Regions from separate parts of the Homo sapiens genome. Here region 2 is linked to region 1. Evidence: chromatin loops called from intact Hi-C (ENCODE). Cell type or tissue: B cell. All regions are shown on one strand.

Evidence for each region. A loop is a pair of places that touch in the nucleus more often than their neighbours do. Peaks named below come from ENCODE experiments on the same cell type or tissue, not always from the same donor. Only the 100,000 strongest peaks of a DNase experiment are listed, where the experiment ranks them.
Region 2: a loop joins it to region 1, with 19 times the contacts of the local background. A loop is called at or near these places in 2 of 110 quality-filtered maps.

What each region holds. Positions count from the first base shown.
Region 1 is chr15:74,693,134-74,698,133 of GRCh38, forward strand. It overlaps EDC3 (enhancer of mRNA decapping 3), which reads right to left and starts at 2,891. Exons shown (of 7, transcript NM_025083.5): 1 at 2,747-2,891. RefSeq lists an enhancer at 2,851-2,940. In B cell, no CTCF peak of the experiment used is centred here; a DNase peak (open chromatin) is centred at 2,938; H3K4me3 peaks cover 1,834 bases; H3K27ac peaks cover 1,697 bases.
Region 2 is chr15:74,887,608-74,892,607 of GRCh38, forward strand. It overlaps MPI (mannose phosphate isomerase), which reads left to right and starts at 2,435. Exons shown (of 8, transcript NM_002435.3): 1 at 2,435-2,482; 2 at 2,920-3,047; 3 at 3,772-3,972. The coding sequence starts at 2,467. RefSeq lists enhancers at 2,052-2,101, 2,262-2,561, 2,351-2,884, 2,682-2,761. In B cell, no CTCF peak of the experiment used is centred here; a DNase peak (open chromatin) is centred at 2,414; H3K4me3 peaks cover 1,465 bases; H3K27ac peaks cover 1,419 bases.

The sequences.
Region 1 (5,000 bases):
TTCCAGGTACAAGCCTACCAGTGATGCAACCTTTCTCATTCTAGATTTTGCATTTTCCTGATACAATATACTAATGCAGGTCACATCGGTTCTTCTCACAGCCTTCTTAACCACACCACTGATTGGTGATTAAAACATCACATCTTTTTATTATAGAACTCCTGTGAGGTCACATCTCCACCCTCCCCTAATAGGTATAGTTGATTTTGTTTGGACCCAAGCGCAATTTCTCACATTTATACATGCTTCCTTCATTTCATTAAACAGCACTGAGCAAATTATATTGAGATCTTTTCCCATTCTGGCAATCACCAACCAAATGACTCTTTCTTTACTTCACAAAGGCACCAAATCCAATAAGCAAACCTTCTAGATAAGGTCTCAAATACATGAAGTATATAAAGAAAGTGATGAAACCCCAGTTTAGATCACCGGAATTCCAGCTGTAAGTAGTGTCCACAAATCAAACCTCTCCATACATAGATTTTCAAACTCATGACTCCATCTAACTACCACAATCTGGCAAATTCCTCCATCTCGCCCACTCAGTTATAGTAAGACTCAGTAAGACCAGGCGCGGTGGCTCACACCTGTAATCCCAGCACTTTGGGAGGCTGAGGTGAGTGGATCACCTGAGGTCGGGAGTTCGAGACCAGCCCGGCCAACATGGTGAAACCCCATCTCTACTGAAAATACAAAAATTAGCCAGGCGTGGTGGTGCATGCTTGTAGTCCCAGGTACTTGGGAGGCTGAGGCAGGAGAATCGCTTGAACCAGGAGGCAGAGGTTACAGTGAGCAGAAATTGCACCACTGCACTCCGTCCAACCTGGGCAATGGAGTGAGACTCCATCTCAAAAAAAAAAACAAAAACTTCATAAATGCCTTGCTAAAATTCTGACACACTATCATTATGGTCACTACACTCCTTTGAGCCACAATTTGGATGTCCTGTCCTGTTGTTCTGGCTGAATTTAGGAGAACTCTAGTAAGCCCTTCTCTGGATAAGAAAAGAAAAATGATACATCTTCCATTTTGTATTAATTACAGAATCTCACAAATGGCAAGGATTTTAAACATTTTCTAATGTTGTTTTTCTTAGACAGAGTCTTGCTATGTTGCCCAGGCTGGCCTTAAGCAATCCTCCCACCACTGCACTCGGCCCTAGTCTAATATTTTTCTTTTCTTTTCTTTTTTTGAGAAGTTTAGTTCTTGTTGCCCAGGCTGGAGTGCAGTAGCATATCTTGGCTCACTGCAACCTCTCCCTCCCAGGTTCAAGCGTTTCTCCTGCCTCAGCCTCCCAAATAGCTGGGATTATAGGCACCCACCACCACCCAGCTAAGTTTTGTATTTTTAGTACATACGGGGTTTCACCACGTTGCCCAGACTGGTCTCCAACTCCTGACCTCAGGTGATCCACCCGCCTCAGCATCCCAAAGTGCTGGGATTACTGGCGTGAGCCACAGTGCCCGGCCTTAATATTTTTCAAACTATACGTCATGACCTATTAGGGGTCAGACTCAATTTAGTGAGTTGCAACCAATATTTTTTTAGAGTGCATCTTCTGTAGAAAGGGTAAGTAAACTTTTCATTGGTGTGTGTGTGTGTGTACACACTGAGTGTGCAGGGGCACAATAAGTCATGATGTATAATATATCTAACTGTGGGTCACAGGTAAAAAATTTTGAGACACTTTTCTAGCCCCACAGCCCTATGCCAAGGAGGCTCTACCAAGAAATTGGTAATAAACAAAATGTCATGTTTTTACATCATACAGAGAAACTAGCTAAGAGGATTTTGTGCTCAGTACACGTAATCTGCCATTCATTAAAAAAAAAAAAAAAGATTAGGATCCATCTGGGTGTCCAGTTGAAATACTAAACTGCTTGGAGACAGCCATTTCTGTTTTGGTGGGGTGAAGACCTGTATTTGAGACAGCAGACTGAAATCGGTTTGGTCTGTGGCGAAGGAAGAGAAGAAAAACCATTCTGGGTCGCGAGTTCCTCACCTGTAACCACAGGAGAAGACTGTTGGCTTGGTCAGTTGATTTTCAACTAATCTCCCAATTGAAGAGTTAGGCGAAGCAATTGCTATTGGGAGATTAACTGAAAATTAACTGACCAAGCCAACAAGGACTATGCCTCCCACAAACCAAAACACTTTAACCACTCAGCAAGTCAAGTATTGATACATACAATCAATATCACACAAAGTGTACTGAAAAGAACCACAGACTTGCATCAAAGGCAGAAATGAATCCAGGGATAACTTCCTGGGATTCGAAGATGTGACCTGGTAGGTATAAATTTCTCAGGCATCCTCTTTTTCTACCCTCCAGTTCATCTCCGTCCTCAAGCTATCAGTCATGGATGTGGCACTGGCGTTCTTCTCTGCCACCGTATCTCATTATGCAAAGGGAAACTGAGGCACGAAGAACAGAGTGAGTGAGCCAAAGAACTGCAGCAGCCACCAACAAGGCTGGACTAAGGGCCCAAGCAGCTAATGCCTCACTCCCCACACAATCCCCATACTATTTAGAATCCTGCAGTCCTCAGCCTTCCACCTCAAACCAAACTCCTGGGGCCGCCCGTAGTACGTGGTCCCCTGCTCATCCGATGAAGCCCCCAGCTCTTGCCTGCCTGCCTGCCTCTATAAAGGTCTACGAGGCCTGGAACTCTGAAGCCTAAAGCAACCCCGGCAGCCCCCTCCCACGACCGTCCACAAACCAGTAGCCTCCCTTCGCTCCCACCTCCGCGCCGACGGGCCTGGAGCTCCTCCGCACACCACACCAAGCCGACCACTCAACACCAGAGGACCCACAGAAGAATTCTCTCCACGCCCACCCCCACAGCATCGGCCTTCACCACCGCCGCCGCTGCCGGAAGCGCCCCCACGTCTCCACGCCACCACCGTGAGGTCACTTCCGGCGCGACACCTTGGAATCCAGGGCCGTCAATTGAGGGGCGTGGCACCCGGGAAATTTAAGAGGTTGGAAGAACGTCCCTTCGGCCTTACAGAATTGCGCTTGGGTAGTCATTTTGCCCTCCACGCTTACTTATGTCCTGTGGCGTCTTGGCTGGAATCGGGGCTCTACCCACGACTCCCCAGCCTCGATGCCTGGGCCCCCCTCTTGCAGGCTCGATGAAAAGCACCCGCTTCCCCTCCTGTTACCCCAGCGCCAATCGCAGAGCTGGAGCGGAGGACTTTCAGGGAGGCCTGGTGACGTGACAGCCCCTCCGTGCTAAACTGCAGCTGTGGGACTTAATAAGTGCGACAACCCCCTGATGGATTAAAGAAAACAAGATATTCCTGCCGTGGTCGATCTTCAAAGCGTATCAGCTTCAGCCCTTTTGGGGGTTAAAATCAGCCAGTCCGTGCTTGACTGCTCTCCCTTCCCCCATACTCAGTACACAGGAAAGTGCCGCTCTTCTACCCCTGGCATTTTAGAGTCTTGATTTGTGGGGAGACGGGAAAGCATGCGTTTAGGGCCAAGACCGTGTAATGAGGAATATTGCACAGCCTTGAAGCCTGACACCTGGTTTGGGAACCACTACTTGGGCGAATAGCATAGAGTAGGGTAGCAGTTCCAAACCTAGCTCTACAAAATCAGTTGAAGAACTTTGTAAAATCTACACTTTCTAGGGGACTGCTTCACCCTTCCCCCTCCATCACCAGAGATTCCCTAGGTCAGAAGGGGTCCTTGTCTTTTAAAATTACTGTTATTAATGAACACTTATAGAGCAGTTTTTGGTTCAGGGCAAAACTGAACAGAAAGTACAGAGTTCCCATATATCCCCTGTACACACAGGCACATACACAACTTGTCCCCTCATGGACATCTTGTGCTACAGTGGTACATTTGGTAACAATTGATTACCCAACTTTGACACATCATTATCACCCAGAGTCCATAGTTTACATTAGAGTTTACTCTCGGTGTTGCACATTCTGTGGGTTTTGACATATATGTAATGACATGTATCCACCATTATGGTATCATACACGATAGTTTCACTGCCCTGAAAATCCTCTGTCCTCTGCCTATTTATCCTTCTCAGTCCCCTAACCACTGGCAACCACTGCTCCTTTTACTGTCTCCATAGTTTTGCCTTTTCCAGAATCCCATATAGTTGGAATCATACAGTATGCAGCCTTTTCACATCGGATTCTTTCACTTATGCACTTAAAGTTCTTCCATGTCTTTTCATGGCTTGATAGCTCATTTCTTTTTTGTGCTGAATAATAATATTCCATCGTCTGGATGTGCTGCGGTTTATCCATTCACCTACTGAAAGACATCTTGGTGGCCTCCAAGTTTGGGTAATTATGAATAAAGCCGCTATACATCATGTGCAGATTTTTGTGTAGACATGAGTTTTCAATTCATCTGGGTAAATACCAAGGAGTGCAACTGCTGGATTGGATGGTATATTTAGTTTTGGGAGAAACTACCAAACTGCCTTTCAAAGTGGCTGCATCATTTTGCATTCCCACAGCAGTGAATGAGGGTTTCTGTTGCTCCACATCCTTGTCAGCGTTTTGTGGTGTCAGTATTTTGCCGTTCAAGTAAGTGTGTAGTAGTATCTTATTGTTTTAATATGCAATTCCCTAATGACATATGATATTGAACATCTTTTCATATACTTACTTGCCATGTGTATATCTTCTTTGATGAAGTGTTCATTCAGGTATTTTGCCCATTTTTACATTGTGTTATTTTCTTGTTGTGATTTAAGAGTTCTGGGTATATTGTAGATAACAGTCCTCTATCAGATACGTCTTTTATAATATTTTCTCCTAGTCTGTGGCTTGTCTTCTCATTCTTCTTTTGAAGAGCAGAAGTTTTAAATTTTAATGAAGTCCAGCTTATCAATTATATTTTTCACAGATTATGCTATTGGTATTGCCCTAAAGTCATTGCCATTCCCAAGATCAGTTAGGTTTTCTCCTGTGTTGTCTTCCAGGAGTTTTATAGTGTTCCATTTTACATTTAGGTCTACAAT
Region 2 (5,000 bases), 190 kb after region 1:
GGAAACCACCCCCATGATCCAATCACCTCCCACCAGGTCCCTCCCTCAACATGTGGGGATTACAATTCAAGATGAGATTTGGGTGGGGACACAGAGCCAAATCATATCACTTGGGTAGTGGAGATGAGGGAAAGGAGTGGTATTCCAAAGCACGAGGTATTGAGTACGTTGTTTCATGAGTCTTTTTTTTTTTTATTTATTTTTTATTTTTTTATTGATCATTCTTGGGTGTTTCTCGCAGAGGGGGATTTGGCAGGGTCACAGGACAACAGTGGAGGGAAGGTCAGCAGATAAACAAGTGAACAAAGGTCTCTGGTCTTCCTAGGCAGAGGACCCTGCGGCCTTCCGCAGTGTTTGTGTCCCTGGGTACTTGAGATTAGGGAGTGGTGATGACTCTTAACGAGCATGCTGCCTTCAAGCGTCTGTTTAACAAAGCACATCTTGCACCGCCCTTAATCCATTAACCCTGAGTGGACACAGCACATGTTTCAGAGAGCACAGGGTTGGGGGTAAGGTCACCGATCAACAGGATCCCAAGGCAGAAGAATTTTTCTTAGTACAGAACAAAATGAAAAGTCTCCCATGTCTACCTCTTTCTACACAGACACGGCAACCATCCGATTTCTCAATCTTTCCCCCACCTTTCCCCCCTTTCTATTCCACAGAACTGCCATTGTCATCATGGCCCGTTCTCAATGAGCTGTTGGGTACACCTCCCAGACGGGGTGGTGGCCGGGCAGAGGGGCTCCTCACTTCCCAGTAGGGGCGGCCGGGCAGAGGCGCCCCTCACCTCCCGGACGGGGTGGCTGGCCGGGCGGGGGGCTGACCCCCCTACCTCCCTCCCGGACGGGGCAGCTGGCTGGGCAGAGGGGCTCCTCACTTCCCAGTAGGGGCGGCCGGGCAGAGGCGCCCCTCACCTCCCGGACGGGGCGGCTGGCCGGGCTGGGGGCTGACCCCCCCACCTCCCTCCCGGACGGGGCGGCTGGCCAGGCGGGGGGCTGTCATGAGTCTTGTATTATCCATTTTATTATTCCTTAGTGCATGGTAAAGCTTCCTTTAAAATGCAAGCTGATTTATTTGAGCCAGAGGACCCCAGGGGAGGTGAGATAGATACCCACACCTGGGCAGAGGATTACAGGGAAAACGGCACCCGCTCTTTCCCCTGGGCACATATGGTAGAGGCTGTGGGAATGAGGGTATTGCAGGGGTGATGAGGGTAGAGTCAGGACTGTAACTCCTCATTCCAGGTTCCCCGGAGCTTTGACTGTTGTGCTCCTAGCCTCAAGCAATCCTTCTGCCTCTGCCTCCTAAGGTGCTAGGATTACAGGCCTGAGCCACTGACTGTCCTCCTCCTAGGAGGCTGTTGACTGAGAAGGTCTGGATGTCAAAGCCTTTCACCACAGGATATAGCCAAGATTACTGCAGAGCCAAGGCCCAAGGCCATCCTTCCCTATGCACAGCTCTTCGTAATTCCCCTGACTTCTGTGTGTGCAACTTGTAAGCAGCTCAGCCTGGAGTAGAAGTTGGGGTTCTGACTTTCTACAGCACCTGGGACGGGAAGGATCAGAGGAGCACAGGGAGCTGACTGCCTTATAGGTGTCTCACGTCATCCCATCTGACCCTCCAACAAGCATGTCAGGCTGGCATTATTCACCCCATTCTACAAAGCTCAGAGCAGTGAAGGGCCTTGCATGTGACATTTACCATCATCATCACTAGTATGTCCCTACTCACATCACAGCAATTCTTTGCTCAAATCTGTAATTGCTGAGACTCGAAGTAAAACCCAAAGTCTTCACAATAGCAATAGCCTGCAAAGCTCTGCCCCCCTCCTCTCTTCTCTGACCTCCTCACTGCCCCTGTCTTACTCACTCTGCTCCAGCCACAGTGGCCTCCTTGCTAGCAGTTCCCTCCCCAACACGCCCGGCACAGTCCCACATTCCCGCCTTGCTCTGGCTTCCGCTGTGGCTGTTTCCTCCCCGCAGAACACTCCTGCCTTCCTCACCGCCAAGTCTGGACTCAAACCTCACCTCCTCAAGAGGCTTGCCCAGACAGCCTTTTATATTCTGCAAACTGCCTCCCACTGCCACCTGCCCCCTTACTTTTTGTGGCCTTGACCTTTCAACATACTACATGATTTGCTTACAATACTTGTCTGTCTTGCCTTCACCAGAATGTAAGCGCTCTACAAAGGCAGAGGGAAGGCTATCTTGCTCTCTGATGTATCCTCCAGCCCTTAGAACAGTCCGTGGTACTTAGCAGGTTTTCAGTACATCTGTGCCCGGCGATGGAAAGAATGAATGAATAGTGAGACCGAAGATCGCGGCCGTAAGCCTCTGGGCACGGGTGCCCCGGGGCCTGGCGGAACGCTCAGGGAACTACATTTCCCGTGAAGCTCTGGGCGCAGAGGGCCGCGGGGGCTGCCGGGAAAGGCATACGTGCTTAATCCTGGTGCAGGGGGCGAGCATGGCCGCTCCGCGAGGTGAGCCATTGGCTGGGGTGTCGGCGAGTGTGTTCGTGGAGCGCGTCCTGGGGACGACTCCCGGCATTATCGGCCAGGTTGAGTCCGCTCCTGGCATTCCGCGGAAAGATGGGTGGGTGCCGGGCAGAGGTGTGGCCACCTGCGATGGGGATTGACCTCCGAGGGGAGGGGGCCCTTCTAGACGTCGTGCCGTGGGATAGGTACCTTCTGCTCCCTCCCCGCCACCCTGCCTCAGATCAGCACAAGGTCCTTACTGCTGCCCATCTGACAGTTGGGAACATCGAGGCCTGCAGCGGAGGGGGGTCTCATCCAACAGCCTACAAAACCCTTATTTGACTCTGTCCCCAGTGAGCACCCCCAGCTCTTGCCTGGTTTCCCGGGACACTAGGGTGGGGCCTGAGGAGTGGAGTGGCAGCTGACCCTGTCTGTGCCCCTAGTATTCCCACTTTCCTGTGCGGTGCAGCAGTATGCCTGGGGGAAGATGGGTTCCAACAGCGAAGTGGCGCGGCTGTTGGCCAGCAGTGATCCACTGGCCCAGATCGCAGAGGACAAGCCTTATGCAGAGGTGAGCCCCGGGCTGTATTTCAGCCCACTTTACCCGCAGGTCAGGAGAAAGGGCCTGAGGCAAGTCATAAGAATCAGCTGGGAAGGGTGAGGCAGCAAGGAGGGAGGAGACCCACTTGGCTCTTCAGGCTAATGGACTAGATAGTGTTATCAAAAAGAAGAGAGGTTTTGTCATAATAGGCTGGGATTTCCAGCACTCTCCTTCCCCCAACCACTCTTAGCACTTAGTGAATTTTAATTCAGCCCTCTTTGACAATTAAGTTTTTTTACTTTGACTATTTTTTTGCATTTTTATTAACCTAAAATATTTCTCCTGCCTATTTAGTGGAGAAAAAGCCAAAGCATAGGAAGGCTTTCGCCTCTGCTTCTGAAACTGGAAGATGTATGTTAACCCCTGAAAGAATCATTTAAGAGTCATAGTTTTTCTGCTACCTTGACAGTGCAGATGTCATTCTCCTCTTTGGACAGACAAAGAAGATACATCTAAAGAAGGGAAATAACTAGTCCAAGTCTTCATAGATGGCTAGAGGCCGAGTCTGGACAAGGGCCTGGGTCTACTGCCTCCCTGTATGTCCATGATGGCATGAACATTTGTATCCAGACCTGGGAGGCCTTTCCCAGGACTCAGTTGCCCTGTGGGGAGCACAGCATAACGGATTGGGACAGGCCAACTCAGGGTGGCAGGTTTCTTCCCCCTTCCCCTCCCAAGTTTCCTGTCTTTCCAGTTGTGGATGGGGACTCACCCCCGAGGGGATGCCAAGATCCTTGACAACCGCATCTCACAGAAGACCCTAAGCCAGTGGATTGCTGAGAACCAGGACAGCTTGGGCTCAAAGGTCAAGGACACCTTTAATGGCAACCTGCCCTTCCTCTTCAAAGTGCTCTCAGTTGAAACACCCCTGTCCATCCAGGCACACCCTAACAAGGTAAAGGACAGAGTGCGGTGCAGAGGTCAGGGTACAGAAGGGCTTATGCTAAGGCCCTCCCGTGACTTTTACTGCCACTTTTACCCCACCCATGCCAGGCTCCTGCCCAAGGCCAAATCCAGGCTGACAACTCCCAATTTAGCTCTGCAAAGCCAGATGGTAGTGACACATGCAGCAACTAAGTCTAAGCAAACAGCTCACCGGCCTGTGCCAGGGGAGTTTCTCTAAGCTCATTCCAAGGGGCTTGTTCCTGGTCTTCCCTCATCCAACCCATGTCTATTCATATCTGCCATTTACTCATCTGCTTTCAGGAAGAGTTCAACTTGCAAGGCAGGGCAGGTACCCTCAGCCCCACCCCCATGGAGTCTCCCTACACAAGCCGGAGTCCCATCCTAAGCAACTGTGGATCAAAACTCCTTTTTTTTTTTTTCTGAGACTTGAGTCTTGCTCTGTCGCCCAGGCTGGAGTGCAGTGGCGCGATCTCGGCTCACTGCAACCTCCTCCTCCCAATTCAAGCAATTCTTCTGCTTCAGCCTCGCAAATAGCTGGGACTACAGGCACGCGCCACCACACCCAGCTAATTTTTGTATTTTTAGTAGAGATGGGGTTTCACCATGTTGGCCAGGCTGGTCTTGAACTCCTGCCCTCGTAATCCGCTCGCCTCAGCCTCCCAAAGTGCTGGGATTACAGGCGTGAGCCACCATGCCCAGCCAAAACTCCTTATTTCTAGATACACAAAGTAAGACCCAGAGAAGGGAGGGATTTACCAAAGCCACACAGCTTGTTAGTGTCAGAGCTTGGTCTGGTATTTGGGTTTCCTGATTCACAGGCCAAGCCTCTTAAAGTCTGCCCCAGCTTTTCCCTGATTTGCCCCGGGGTTGCCCCTGATTTGCCCCTGCCCTGGGTTGGCTGAGCCCCAAGTTTCTGCAACATGCTTTGACTGGGCTCCTTGCCAGAGGTAGGTAGTCACTGCCATCCTGCAACTGGGGAGGGTGGACAGCAGGGGCTAGGTGGCACTGGTGTACCTG